Linked DNA regions of Homo sapiens: all the other regions are linked to region 4. Evidence: chromatin contacts called from ENCODE Hi-C or POLR2A ChIA-PET data. All regions are on one chromosome and are shown on one strand. Each heading gives the region's core, a stretch centred on a gene start or an enhancer-like site at or near the end of the contact. The rest is flanking DNA. Distances are from core to core; before and after follow the strand shown.

Region 1 (3,269 bases), core at 389-2,888, 450 kb before region 4:
TCTCAGCCTCTGGAATAGCTGGGATTACAGAGGCAAGCCGCTGCACTAGCTTAGTTTCTACAAACTTTTTAGACTGGTTTTCAAAGCCCTTGGAATGTATTTCAACTGATTGGTCCAACCTCCTTACTCTTCTTTTAGAACCCTATGCTCTAACTAAATTGTATCTTTATCTGACCAAATCTTACCTCAATGATTTTTGAAAATTACTTTCTCTAAGATGCCTTTTTTGAGTCTTCCAAAATCATGTGATCTCTCACTACTTTGTCTACAGCACTTTTAGTTCTATTGAGATATATCATATCCTACGATTTGTTACAGTCATTGTATATTTTTCTTATACAAAACAACAGAGATAATGCATATTAGACTGTATATTAATATGTATTGTATATTAAATGTATATTGATATGTATATTAGATATGTATACTTACCTATTGAATAACACTGTCTTTAACAATCATTGTAGGTTACAACCAGGCACTCCCTAAGAACTTGGAATTAAGAGAACAAATGTCTCCTGAGAACTAAGGGGCAAGATTAATGTATGTATAGTGGAAATGGGTGAGATGGGCAGTAATTGGAAGGGGAGAGGCTCCCAGTTCTCCCTTGCACAAGCTGCTCCCTCTGTCTGCAACCTCCATCCCCCTTAACCCCTTCAGGTCTCATGTCAGGGGTTGCATCTTGAGGGAAGCCTTCTCTGATCTCCCTGCTAGGTCAAATCCCCCATTATGACATCTAGACCTCTCCTTAGCACTTATCACATTATATTTAACATTGATATGTGCAATTAACTACTGTCTGCTTCCTTTACCAGACCATACGCTCCATGACTGAAGGAACTGGTACTGTTTTTATTTATCACTGTCATCTCAGTACCTAGCACAGTGCCTGGAATATAGTAGGTTCTAGAATTTCTGGAATGAATGAACGAATTAAAAAAGAAAATGTATATCTAGAGGAGGAAGGGTTGGTGAGCCATCGAGGCAAAAAATTAAAAAAAGCAAAAGCAAAGCTTCCAAGCACTCTTAAAGAGAAAAATAAGCTAAACTGTACTCTCTATTGAATTCTACAATTATATTTCCCATTTATACTACTTACACACACATGCACACGCATTTATTTATTTAGCCCTTTCCCATCAGTAATTATTACACTTCTGCCCCTTGTCAAATCACTCCATTCCCGCACAGCAATGGTGGGCAGGGCCTCCTTTTGCTTTTACTCATCTTTGTTTCCCCAGGAGTTTCTAATTTCCCTTAAATGATGTGTATCAGGATGGTTGCTCTGGACTTCCCACGACCCTCAACTCTTCTAAGAAAATGTGGCTTTGAATTCCCCATACAAAAATTATGTATTTTCCCCCGAAGAGTTATGTTTGTATGTGTAGAGCGCCCCCAAAGAGATAAATCTTGGCTTCAGCGAGTCACATTCCTGCCTTGTGGTTTCCATTTTCAGTCTGTCTGTGTCACAGCCCCGGACAGAAGCCACTGAGGGGAGAGGTGGACCTCCTCAATCTCCTGCTTCCTCAGTAAGAGTTTTCCTCTGGACAGTACTTAGGCATTTTCTCAGGCTCCCCGCCAGAGAGCGCCGCCAGGTCCTCGGAACCACCTCGCGCACTTTAGCTGGGCGCGCGACCCGCGCAACCAGTGAGAACCCCGCTCCCGCCCTAGGCTTTCTGTGGTGGAAAAAGCGCGCGCGCGGACGAGCAGGTTAGGCGATAGAGGTCACGTGGGCCAGCTGTGGCCAATGGGGAGCGCACATGGCGACGCGGCCGGCGGCGGCGCGCGCGTAGCTCGCCTCGGGCTCCTGGCGGGAGCGGGAGTTAGGGAGGCCGGGTTCCCGAATTACACACACCAGCGTTATTTATTCTATCAGTCTTTGGTTACTCTATCTGGCGTTCTCGACGCCGTAATAACAAGTTCGTGCCCCCTCACACCGCCCCCTCATTCCGCACATCCCTCATTTCTTCAGTGGTATCATAAAGATGAAGGGGAGAAACGCGCTGCTGCCTGAACAGAAAGGCAACCCAGGTGTCCTGGGCCAGAAGTGGGAGGACATGGGAGACAGCACTTTATTGGAAGATCCCTGGTTTCTAATTGTTTGGCAGGCGTTGAAAGCACATTGGTGGCCCACCAGACTACCAGTCACTAATGAGATTTGACATATAACTCGCGTATGGTAAAACGGGAGTTCTAGGCATGAAAACAAGCATGTACGTTAGCTAGTGGGTTGTTAACTCTAAATCAAGGGCAGCAGCGTTAGTAACTTCACCTGCCTCTTCTTTTGAAGTGAAACTGTAATTAGGAAAGCATTTGAGGCAAAAGTAGCAACGCCCACAGAACGCCTCGGAAGACAGCGATCAGCTTCACAAGGAATCTGAGGATCAGGAGGTAGAGTGTGAAAACATACTGGAAAGAGTTTACAATAAAACATAAAATCTTAGAATAGTGGCGACGATTGCACAACGTTGTGAGTATACTAAAACCCTCTGTCCGTACACTTTAAAAGGGTGAACTTTATGTTAAGTGAATTACGTCTCTTAAAAAAAATTACAAGTTCCTAGAAGGTGTTCATAGGTGACACAATCTCAGACTTTGGGGAATAATTGTTGTTGACAACGGAATTAACAAATGAAGATTCAGGCGGAGCGCGGTGGCTCACGCCTGTAATCCCAGCACTTTGGGAGACCGAGGCGGGCAGATCACGAGGTCAGGAGATCAAGACCATCCTGGCTAACACGGTGAAACCCCGTCTCTACTAAAAATACAAAAATGAGCCGGGCGTGGTGGCGGGCGCCTGTAGTCCCAGCTACTCGGGAGGCTGAGGCAGGAGAATGGCGTGAACCTGGGAGGCGGAGCTACAGTGAGCCGAGATCGCGCCACTGCACTCCAGCCTGGGTGACAGTGCGAGACTCCGTCTCAAAAAAACAAAAACAAATACAAAAACAGATGAAGATTCAAAATTTCAGTCAATTCAGTGCTTTCTAAAAAATGGATACCAGGCCGGTCGCGGTGGCTCACACCTGTAATCCCAGTACTTTGGGAGGCCGAGGCGGGCGGATGACTTGAGGTCAGGAGTCCAGCCTGGCCAACACGGTGAAACCCCCGGCTCTACTAAAAATACAAAAATTAGCCGGGCATGCAGTGAACCGAGACTGTACCACTGCACTCCAACCTGGGCGACAAAGTGAGACTCTATCTCAAAAAAAAAATCTGGTGTGGTGGCAAGCAACTATCAGGATGCTTGAAATTTCCCTTTCTCAAGTGGC
Region 2 (2,990 bases), core at 50-2,549, 480 kb after region 4:
AAAGACAAAAGGGGCTCAACCATTGGATGTACTCACTGCAGGCAGCAGCTATCACACTATATGGAAAATCCAAAGGAGAGGCTGAGTTTAAAAACAATTTTTTAATTGGCCGGGCTCGGGGGCTCATGCTTGTAATCTCAGCACTTTGGGAGGCTGAGGCGGTTGGATCACTTGAATCCAGGAGACACGGCGAAACCCGGTATCTACCAAAAAATATAAAAATTAGCCGGGCGTGGTGGCGCGTGCCTGTAATCCCAGCTACTCTGGAGGCTGAGGCAGGAGAATCTCTTGAACCCGGGAGGCGGAGGTTGCAGTGAGCTGAGATCGCACCACTCCAGGCTGCACTCCAGCCTGGGTGACAGGGCGAGACCCTGTCTGTAATCAGTAATAATAATAATAAAATTAACAGCTTTATTGAGTATAATTTACATGCCATAAAATTCACCCACTGGAAGTTTACACTTTCTTCACTTTACAGGGTCTCACTCTGTCGCCCAGGCTGGGATGCAGTGGCGCCATGTCGGCTCACTGCAACCTCTGCCTCCCGGGGTCAGGTGATCCTCCCACCTCAGCCTCCCAAGTAGCCGGACTACAGGTGTGCACCACCACACCTAGCTAATTTTTCTTTTTTTTCTTTTTTCCTTTCTCTCCCTCCCTTCCTCCTTTTTTTTTTTTTTTTTTTGTAGATACGGTGTCTCCCCATGTGGCCAGGTTGGTCACAACTCCTGAACTCAAGTGATCCGCGCGTCTCGACCTCCCAAAGTGCTGGGATTACAGGCGTGAGCCACTGCGTCCGGCCACACTTCCATGACTTTTTAATAAACTTATACAGTTGTACAATTGTCACCACAATCCACTTTTAGAACATTTCTATTACCGCTTTCCTCCAATTTTTTCAAGCCCATCTGCATTCAATACCCGCTCCCACACCTCGCCCCAGGTAACTGTGCTCTTTGTCTTTGTAGATTTGCCTAGTGTAATTTATTTTTTACTTCGGTAATATAAGTAGGTCGTGCAAAATAGAGACTATTTAGCAACAGACTAGGCAGACTTAAATCCGATGGAAAGTTTAAAGTTGTTTAAAAGTGGGCTATAGTTTCACATGACTTTTTTAAAAAGAGGAAAGGTGAGAAGAGGTTCCAGTCTGGGGCGGCTAGGACTGGGGTGATGGTTCTGGAGGCGGCGAGGGAAGGTGTGAGGCGAGGAGACCTCTCGAATCGCGCCCGCCCCGCCCAGGGCCGGATTGGCTCCCAACCCACCCTCTTTGCTCCAGGGCGGCCGCCGTCCTCTTGCGCAGGCGTAGTGCTCCTGCTTCCTGGCCGAGGGCGGGCGAGCGGAGCCTGCTTTCGCAGCGATCGCGAGCGTGTGGCGATTGCTTCTGTCTGTTATTTAGATATGGAAGCTGAGGGGATGCACAGAGGCAGCCAGAACCTAGGTCAGGGTCTCGCTCGGTGCTGACCGCCCCCGGGGTCGAGTAGGCGATGGGGGAGCCCGGCTTCTTCGTCACAGGAGACCGCGCCGGTGGCCGGAGCTGGTGCCTGCGGCGGGTGGGGATGAGCGCCGGGTGGCTGCTGCTGGAAGATGGGTGCGAGGTACGGGGGAAGGGGTCCTGTGGAGCGGAGGGCAGGGGCTGGAGGGAGCGGGGCTCCGGGGAGGGAGGAAGGTGTCTTGCTGGGCTGAATGAATGGCAGAGAGGAGGCGGGCATCAGGAAGAGGAGCGAAGTGTCTGTGGGGGGGGTGGATTCCTGGGGAGAGAAGGGAGAAAGCGGTTCTGGCGCGAGCGGCTGAAGGGTCTGCGGTGGGAGGTGTTTGGGGGAGAAATAGGGGCCGAGTGGGAGAAAGGAAGAAAAGAGAGTTCGGCTCTGGGGAGCCCGGGGGGGCCACAAGGGTTGGGGCGAGGACGGAGGCCCTGACCCGCGGCCTGTGGGGCGAGAAGCGGGCCCCGTCCAGAGAGGCCTGGGTCAGCGGGTAGCTGGGCCGGGGACTGGGAGGAGAGGGACGCGCAGGGAACGTGAGGAGATGCGGGGGTGTCGAGGAGGGGAGGGCGGGGGCTGGCCAGATCCCGTTTAGGGCGCACAGAGCCCCGCGGTGCCAGGTCGGGGAACGGTGGCGGGGGCCGCGAGCTGCCGGGAAGCCGAGGCAGGGCCCGGCGCCTGAACTTTCTCGAGTTTGTTTTGAAAACGATTGCAAATTTTGGGTTTTGTCCCTTAAAGCAATCAAACTTTCACGTAGAAATGTCTTCCTCCTTCCCAACTCTGAGGAACATGGGCGGCTTGGGCTGGGCCACATTTCTCCTGTGAGGCTCGGTACGGCCGAGTGGCACTCCCTGAGGTGGGTCGGGCAGGTATTCAGAGTTCTCTCCAGAGGCTGCCTGTCGTCTTTATTAATGCAGTTGCAAATGAAAAATATTTTAAGGGGAAAGATGAGGTACCGTTCCTGGCACGGTTCAAGATGCACCAGCGTGGTGCATCTTGAAAAGACGAGGGAAGGGAGGAGGGAGTTAGATTGCAATCAGGTTGAGAAGGAGAACTGGGTCAGGGACAAGCTTGTGATGACTGGGAACCATTTGGGTTTTGGAAATAATCTGTATGAAAAGTTCTCTTTGCAGTAAAAGTGGATGGTTGGTCATGATGTAAATTCAAGAAGTATTTTGAGTCTCATGTGTGTTCAGGTAGATTTTTCCTATAAGCCGTACTGCCTCAATTCAGTCTGCCAGGTATTTACTGAGTATTTAACATTGTTTGGTGTACAATGAGGACAAATAAAATTTCTGCGCTCGAAGAGTTTAAGGCTTGAGTGGGGAGAGAGGATTTATACAATGAAGCAGTCATCGTATAAAGAACATCCATATGGGCTGTATGATCAAGTGCTAAGATTTGGATTATTTAGTTCCTTCCCAGAGCAGTAGTTCTTCAAGTCAGAGGAGGAATTCATGTCTAGGCACAAATTTAATTGCTAGATTAGGGAGTGTTATAAAGGGTTACTTGTAT
Region 3 (2,904 bases), core at 399-2,898, 430 kb before region 4:
TATCAGAAGGTTTTTTATTTTTCTTTGACTCAAAGGCTGTAACACTGTACTTTATAAAAATGGAAATAAAGGCATTAGTTTGAACAATCCTCTATGCTGCTACTGTTGTAAAGTTTGGAGCCTATAACTCACTCAAATTGGTTTATAGCCATGTGTTTACTAAATCTTTTTTCATATTCCTTTTCTCCAGGCATACAGGAATTTATATCTCACAGCCTTCTTAGAGTCAGTCAGGTTGAGCCTGGTGACTAGTTCAGGACAGTGAAACGTCAGCAGAAGTGAAAAGGCCACTCACTTCTGGCAGAGGCAAAGGAGAGCCCTTACAGGATTCTCCAATCTAGCTCTTCTGCCAGCCCGGAAGTGCTGGGAGGGCAGAGCCACTGACGCAAGCAGCAGGGAAGCTGAGTCACCATGGGGACGTGAGACTGACTTACAGATGACGAGTGCAGCCTCACAGCCTAGTCCATGTTGAGATAAACACAATACAGTCCTGCATACTTTATAGTCATAAACGAGGGAGAATAGAAATGGAAAATGACCCTCTAGGCCTCTAAGACCAAATTATAATGAAAAAATTTATGTCTTCAGTTTTGAAAATTAAATTTTTTGACCCTGATAAAACAAATTTGCTATACAAGTATCCGTTAACCGTGTGAAACCTACTGAGTCAAACTATTTTCTTACATTCCTTCCACTTCAACACCAATTCTAATCCAATTCCAAATTAGTTTTCAGAGAGTCTCTTGTAAGGAAAAGGAGAATCGACTTCGAATTTTAAAATTTGTGCTATTATTAGTTTATAGAGCTTTCAACAATTTACAAATAGTTTGCATAATCAGTATATTTAATTAGTATATATAGACATATATATATATATTTGAGAGGGAACTTCACTGCAACCTCCCAGTTGCCTCCTGGGTTCAAGTGATTCTCCTGCCTCAGCCTCCCAAACAGCTAGGGTTATAGGCGCCCACCACCACGCCCGGCTAATTTTTGTATTTTTAGCAGAGACAGGGTTTCATCATGTTGGCCAGGCTGGTCTGGAATGCCCAACCTCAGGTGATCTGCCCGCCTCGGCCTCCCAAAGTGCAAGGATTACAGGCGTGAGCCACCAAGCCCGGCCTAGTGTAATTTTTAAAAGTACAAAAGCCACTAGAAACCGTGACAATAAGAACTTCCTTTTGGGTTTTCCAGCATTTGGTTCATAGGACATGGACCATATATAGATGTTTTTTGAATGCTGAAATCTTTTACTCATAACACAGTTTTCCCAGTAACTTGCTTCCGGTTGATTTAAAATTTGTAATACACCTTTGTAATAGCAGGTACCTTCATGAAACTCAGTATTTGAGAAAAATGTGGAGTTTTTCCCCCTTTCTTTTGGCCAGAATGTATATCCAGGGTAGTGACTTTCGAGCAAATGCGTTTAAGCAACTCCAGTATTCTTACTACGCTACCTCCAACCTCGCTCCACGCATGGGGAGATCAGGGTTCCACATTTTCGGGTAAGCATTAGCCGTCCTGGCGCTGCACGAGCGTATTCTACAATTCCGAAAACTACTAACTTTTCCGTCTGCAACCTTTAATAATTGAGAGGGTATGCGCAACTCAGAAAAGTGCGCCCGCTGAGGTTGGGTGCAGAGTGGACTGGAGGAAAGGCGACACCCATTTACGGTGCGGCCCCGGACGGGGTCCCCAGACACGGCCTTCCCGGCGTGCCACGCGCGGAGGGGACTCTTAACGTGAAGCGCTGGGTGACTCAGCCGCGTGGCCGCGCGGTCCGGGGCGGGGGGCGCGCGCCGCTGCGGCACAGCCGGTCCCGGCTGCGGCTTCTGGCTGCGCGGCCTGCGCGCGCCTCCCGGGCGGATTCCAGCCCCGAGCGGGACAGCGCGGCGGGGAGCGACGAGTAAGTGGCGGCGCGGTACGGTTTCGGGCGCGAAGACCGGGCAGGGAGAGTGTGGCGGCGGGCGTGGCCCGAGTCTTCCCTTTGTGGCCGAGGGGGCGTCTCCTCCGGACGCGGCGGCGGTTCGGACCCCCGAGTCGAAAGGCCGCGGGGCTGAGCTGGGCGCGAGGAACCTGTGGGCAGCGGCTTGATGGGCTCCTGTTTCCGCGCGGAGGGCAGAGTCTGGTGATCCTGGGGAGGGAGGCGACGCTGCGCCCAGGTGGTGGGCACAGCTGAAGTGTAACTTGACTGCTTGACTGCTTTTTGCAGGCCTCGGGTGGTTCATCCCGCCGGAGAGGAATGGCGAGAACCTGGAGTGTTGACTGGCAAAACATTTGCAGACGCGGTTTTTCTGGCAATTAATTGGCTCCATTAAAAATTAGGTAGTTGGTGGGGACTTCCTCCTGAACTCTGGAGCCGAGCGCATTTTGCTCGGTCTTTTCAGCCCTGTTTCCGCGTCTTCCTTCCCTGCCACCCGCAAATTGCCAGCTTTCATCCGTGGCTCTGAGTGCAAAAGAGCTGGGGAAAGCCTTAACCAGCAATTTTCTTTTAAATAAAACTTTGCTTTTTATAGCAGTGTCTTCAGGTTTAGAAGCCCAGTTCTGCACTATGAGAAAACTCTTCTATTTTGGAGTTTGTGATTCTTTCTGAAAATTCCTCAGTTGAAGAGATTTATTTTTAAATAAGAATCTAGTGAACAAACTAACATGATAAACAAGGCTGTGAAGGAACTGTTTAACCAGCTTATGAAAATATGTCCCAGAGTCCTTAGTTTTGTTCCTGTTCGCTGTGCGAGAAGTTGAGGTAGTTTTTTAATGGTCTTCAAAACAAAGTGTTGTAGTAGTGTCTGTCGGATGTGATGAATCCAGAGTCAGAGGACTTCCGCTCAAGGCCCCCACCTGAAACCCCAATTCCTAGGCCATAGTTCTGAAACAGAAGATTGTTCCTTAGTAATAAGGTTG
Region 4 (3,231 bases), core at 313-2,812:
ATACAAAAGTGCCTAAGGATACAATATGTGCAAGGATGTTCATCTCAGTATTTGTCATAGCCAAAAAAAAAGGAAGCAACTTAAATGTCCTTGAAATAGGAAATGCCTAAAATATCAACTATCCATACTATGGGCAGCTACCTGAATTACTGAGTGAAAGAAAACCAAGTTACAGAAAAAACATACATACAGTATGATCATATGATCCCATTTTTTTGTTAAAAAAACATGAGAGAGGTTTATATGTACATAGAAAAAAGTCTGGACAATCATCCAACAAACTGTTGATGGTGTTTTCAGGAAGGAGGTGACTTTCACTTCTTACTCTGTATGTCTACATTGCTTGGATTTAACAATTTATTTTGTAACTTTAAAAAATACCAACAGGAGAATTCAGAAATTACAGGTTGGAGCCTGAAGATGTAGAATTTTGCCATATAAGGTGGGGAAGATGGCCAGGGAGCATGAAATGAACAGCATGAGCAAATAGAGAGAGGACTGACAGAACTCTGCTTTAGCTGAAAGCAGCAATGGGCAAGAACAGAAAGGCAGAGGACCTTGGCTGGTCCCTGGCTGTTGAGGGGAGAATGGCAGGTAGACAAGGGCCAGATGAAAAAAATCACCTTGAATGTCAGGATTAATACGTTTTTACTTTATACTGTTATAGCAGCAAGACGTTATTAAAGGTTTTTTGAGCAGGATCCCTTCCTTGTCCTACTTTGTAAAGATCACTTTGAGCTTTTTCCAAAGAGGCAATGGAATGAATAGAGCTAAAGGATCTAGCAAGGTGAGACGAGCACACCAGGCTCCAAACGAGGTTCTTCCAGTTACTAGCTGTGTGGCTTTGGTCAAGGCTTTAAGCTGTAAATTCCGGCGTTTCCTCCTGCTAATATTGAAAGGGAGAAAGTTAAATAATACCTTCATGATTTGAGTTGCTAAGATTAAACTAAATGAGATGACATACAGCGGGGCATGGCGCCAGCAGGTTGGTTACCACATCACTCTTTGATAGTGGGGAAAATGTGCTTCTTCCTGTATTTTACTGGAATTTGTTTCTACAACTGTATTACTTATCACGTAATGTTTACATGTCTGTCTCTTTCATTATACCGTAAGCTCCTAAAGGCAGGGCTGTCTGTGTTTTATCTACCTCTGTATCCTCAGAACTCATATTCCATATGCCTGGCTTGCGGACTCATTACACGTTTGTTGAATGAATGAATGAATGAATGAGCGGACTGGGGGAAGGAGGACAATCAGGCAGCTATTGCTGAGACCTCAGCACAAGACCCCGCGGAGCTTGGACGCGGGCGATGGCGGTCCCCTCTCAACCCTCTGGGGGCCGTCTCGGCCGCTGCTCCACGCCCCTCCACGTGGAGGCCGGCCTCCCGGAGGAACGCGCCAGGAACGCAGACCCGTGGTGAGGCCCGGGCTCCGCGTCTCCTCTGCCAGCCCCAGACGCCCGAACCCCCTCACCTGGTCTCCAAGTAAACGTTGGGTGGCTGCCAGGAATCTGGGGGAATTGCCGCCATAGCGAAGCCGGCGGCGGAATGCTTGTCTAGTAATTGCTACTTCCGGCGTCGATTAGCTGGGGACCCGTCGCTGCTGCACACTTCCGGTCCGTTCAACCCTTTCGATACCAGGATTTGGGTGGCCAAGACAAGGAAGAGGACGGTCCCTTCTTCCAATGCCGGGAAGCTGGGGTGGGAGACGAGAAGAAGCTGGGCTCAAGAACAGAGGAAAATGCAAACTTCATTCGCGGTGGTCTCCAAGTGGCGATACCGCGCCACTCTGGGCGATCTGATTGGTTCGTTTAGGCATGGAAGGCGGGAACAACCAGAAAAGCTGCGCTCTGGTTGGAGTTATGTCCTAATATTAAATTCGAAGAATTTCTTAGTCTCACAATTGGGCAGGGACGGGAAGGGGAGGCAGAGAATGAAAGAGGGTAGTTTAGAGATGCCAGTAAAGAATTTTTGTAAGGCGCTGTACGATGTACACAGTGCTTGCACTTTCTTATCTCATCTACTCCACAAAACAATTCTATAAGTAGATAGTATTATTACCATTTTTCAGATCTGAAAATAGACTCGGCAGTTAATACTTGTTTTTCCATAGTCATAAAGCAAATCTGAGCCTGCAGAATCCAAAGACGAGGAGTCTGAGGAGAAAAGAGAGGGAAGGGGCAGGAAGAAAATAGGAGATAAAGAAAGGAAGAGACAGGAGAAAACAGGACAAACGGATCAGAGCAAGAACAAGGCTTAACATTGGCTGGGATAGATGGTACCTGAAAGTTGTTAGGAGGGTTTGCGCAGGGCGCGAGGAACAGAAGCAAATTAGAGGAGCTATAATGTTTGGAGGGAGGACAAAAATGAAATAGAGTACCTAAACTTAACGCTGTAAATGCTTTGCACACCACTTAATAATGATGGTTGAATGTTTACCATGTGCCAGGCATCAAGCTAAGCATTTTATTGCGTATTTTCACGCTTAATCTTCAAAATCCCACAAGGTAGATATTACTATTCCCATTTTACTTTGAGGAAGCTGAGCCTTACAGATTAAATAACTTGCTTAAAGTACTACAGCTGGTGCACTTGTGCTCTTAACGACAGTTCAACTGTAATGTCCCTAATTGTCAACAAGGAATAAGGATGTACAAGGTTGTAAAGATAAACTAGACAGCTCCTTGAGAGAGGAGCTGGGCCTCCTTCATCTTTGTGCTCTTCTTGCACAGTACAGAGCACAGGGTGCTCAGCTTTGCTGAATGAATAATGAACGGAACACTACATTTTAAACTGATAAATGCTAAAGTATAATTTTTACACCTCCTGCAGTTTCAAGTTCATGCCCACCTTGTGGCCCTTGAGCTGGATGAAAAAGTCTTAATCCTTGGTCTGTTTAGTCTGTTGTTAAGTTGCCTTTCTCTGGACTTTATGTAGTTCTTTACTGTGTATCTCGGGAGTCATGTGCCATTCCCAGGCTCCAATGTCTGAATATTGAAAAGCCACCCCCAAGATCATGATCACTTTCTTCCTAAATCTTTTACTGCAGCTCCTACCAGTCACTTGGCACTGAGGAGACAGAGATGAGTCTCACACACACAGTGCCCTGCCCTAAAGAAACTCACATTCTAGGAGAGATGGGCAACTAAATACGTAGCTGTAGGAGCGTGGAATGAGGACTGTAATAAGAAGCACACAGTAGGTTGGGTGCAGTGGCTGACACCTGTAA

The links. Hi-C counts contacts between places; a loop is a spot of excess contacts on that map. ChIA-PET counts read pairs that join two places held with the same protein, here RNA polymerase II (POLR2A). Pooled maps may share reads with other maps.
Region 1: a loop to region 4 is called in a map of CD4-positive, alpha-beta T cell, with 2.6 times the contacts of the local background. The contact joins the enhancer-like site here to the promoter of PPIL1 in region 4. A Hi-C loop is called at or near these places in 1 of 168 maps with a recorded cell type or tissue (CD4-positive, alpha-beta T cell), 1 of 37 single-sample maps with no recorded cell type and 6 of 50 pooled maps. POLR2A ChIA-PET finds 5 or more read pairs at or near these places in 1 of 52 experiments (activated naive CD4-positive, alpha-beta T cell).
Region 2: a loop to region 4 is called in a pooled map, with 3 times the contacts of the local background. The contact joins the promoter of RNF8 here to the promoter of PPIL1 in region 4. A Hi-C loop is called at or near these places in 1 of 168 maps with a recorded cell type or tissue (B cell) and 7 of 50 pooled maps. POLR2A ChIA-PET finds 5 or more read pairs at or near these places in 2 of 52 experiments (MCF 10A and PC-9).
Region 3: a pooled map shows a loop between it and region 4 (4-fold over the local background). The contact joins the promoter of PXT1 here to the promoter of PPIL1 in region 4. A Hi-C loop is called at or near these places in 1 of 37 single-sample maps with no recorded cell type and 8 of 50 pooled maps. POLR2A ChIA-PET finds 5 or more read pairs at or near these places in 3 of 52 experiments (HEK293, OCI-LY7 and activated CD4-positive, alpha-beta T cell).

The regions. Positions count from the first base shown.
Region 1 is chr6:36,421,718-36,424,986 of GRCh38, forward strand. The region is part of intron 3 of PXT1 (peroxisomal testis enriched protein 1); the gene reads right to left. Among named protein-coding and RNA genes, the nearest start is that of PXT1, 20 kb to the right of the region's middle. Within about 2 kb of position 1,639, at least 30 of the 41 ENCODE cell types and tissues checked have a DNase peak (open chromatin) inside an H3K27ac peak, as active enhancers do.
Region 2 is chr6:37,352,684-37,355,673 of GRCh38, forward strand. It overlaps RNF8 (ring finger protein 8), which reads left to right and starts at 1,300. Exons shown (of 8, transcript NM_003958.4): 1 at 1,300-1,592. The coding sequence starts at 1,482. RefSeq lists a silencer at 1,153-1,252 and an enhancer at 1,553-1,602.
Region 3 is chr6:36,441,206-36,444,109 of GRCh38, forward strand. PXT1 (peroxisomal testis enriched protein 1) reads right to left here and starts at 1,649. Exons shown (of 5, transcript NM_152990.4): 1 at 1,330-1,649. KCTD20 (potassium channel tetramerization domain containing 20) reads left to right here and starts at 1,795. Exons shown (of 8, transcript NM_173562.5): 1 at 1,795-1,906. RefSeq lists enhancers at 116-663, 2,148-2,247, 2,853-2,904 and silencers at 470-539, 1,698-1,987.
Region 4 is chr6:36,873,241-36,876,471 of GRCh38, forward strand. PPIL1 (peptidylprolyl isomerase like 1) reads right to left here and starts at 1,563. Exons shown (of 4, transcript NM_016059.5): 1 at 1,477-1,563. The coding sequence starts at 1,532. It also overlaps a transcript of C6orf89 not described here. RefSeq lists an enhancer at 1,554-1,783.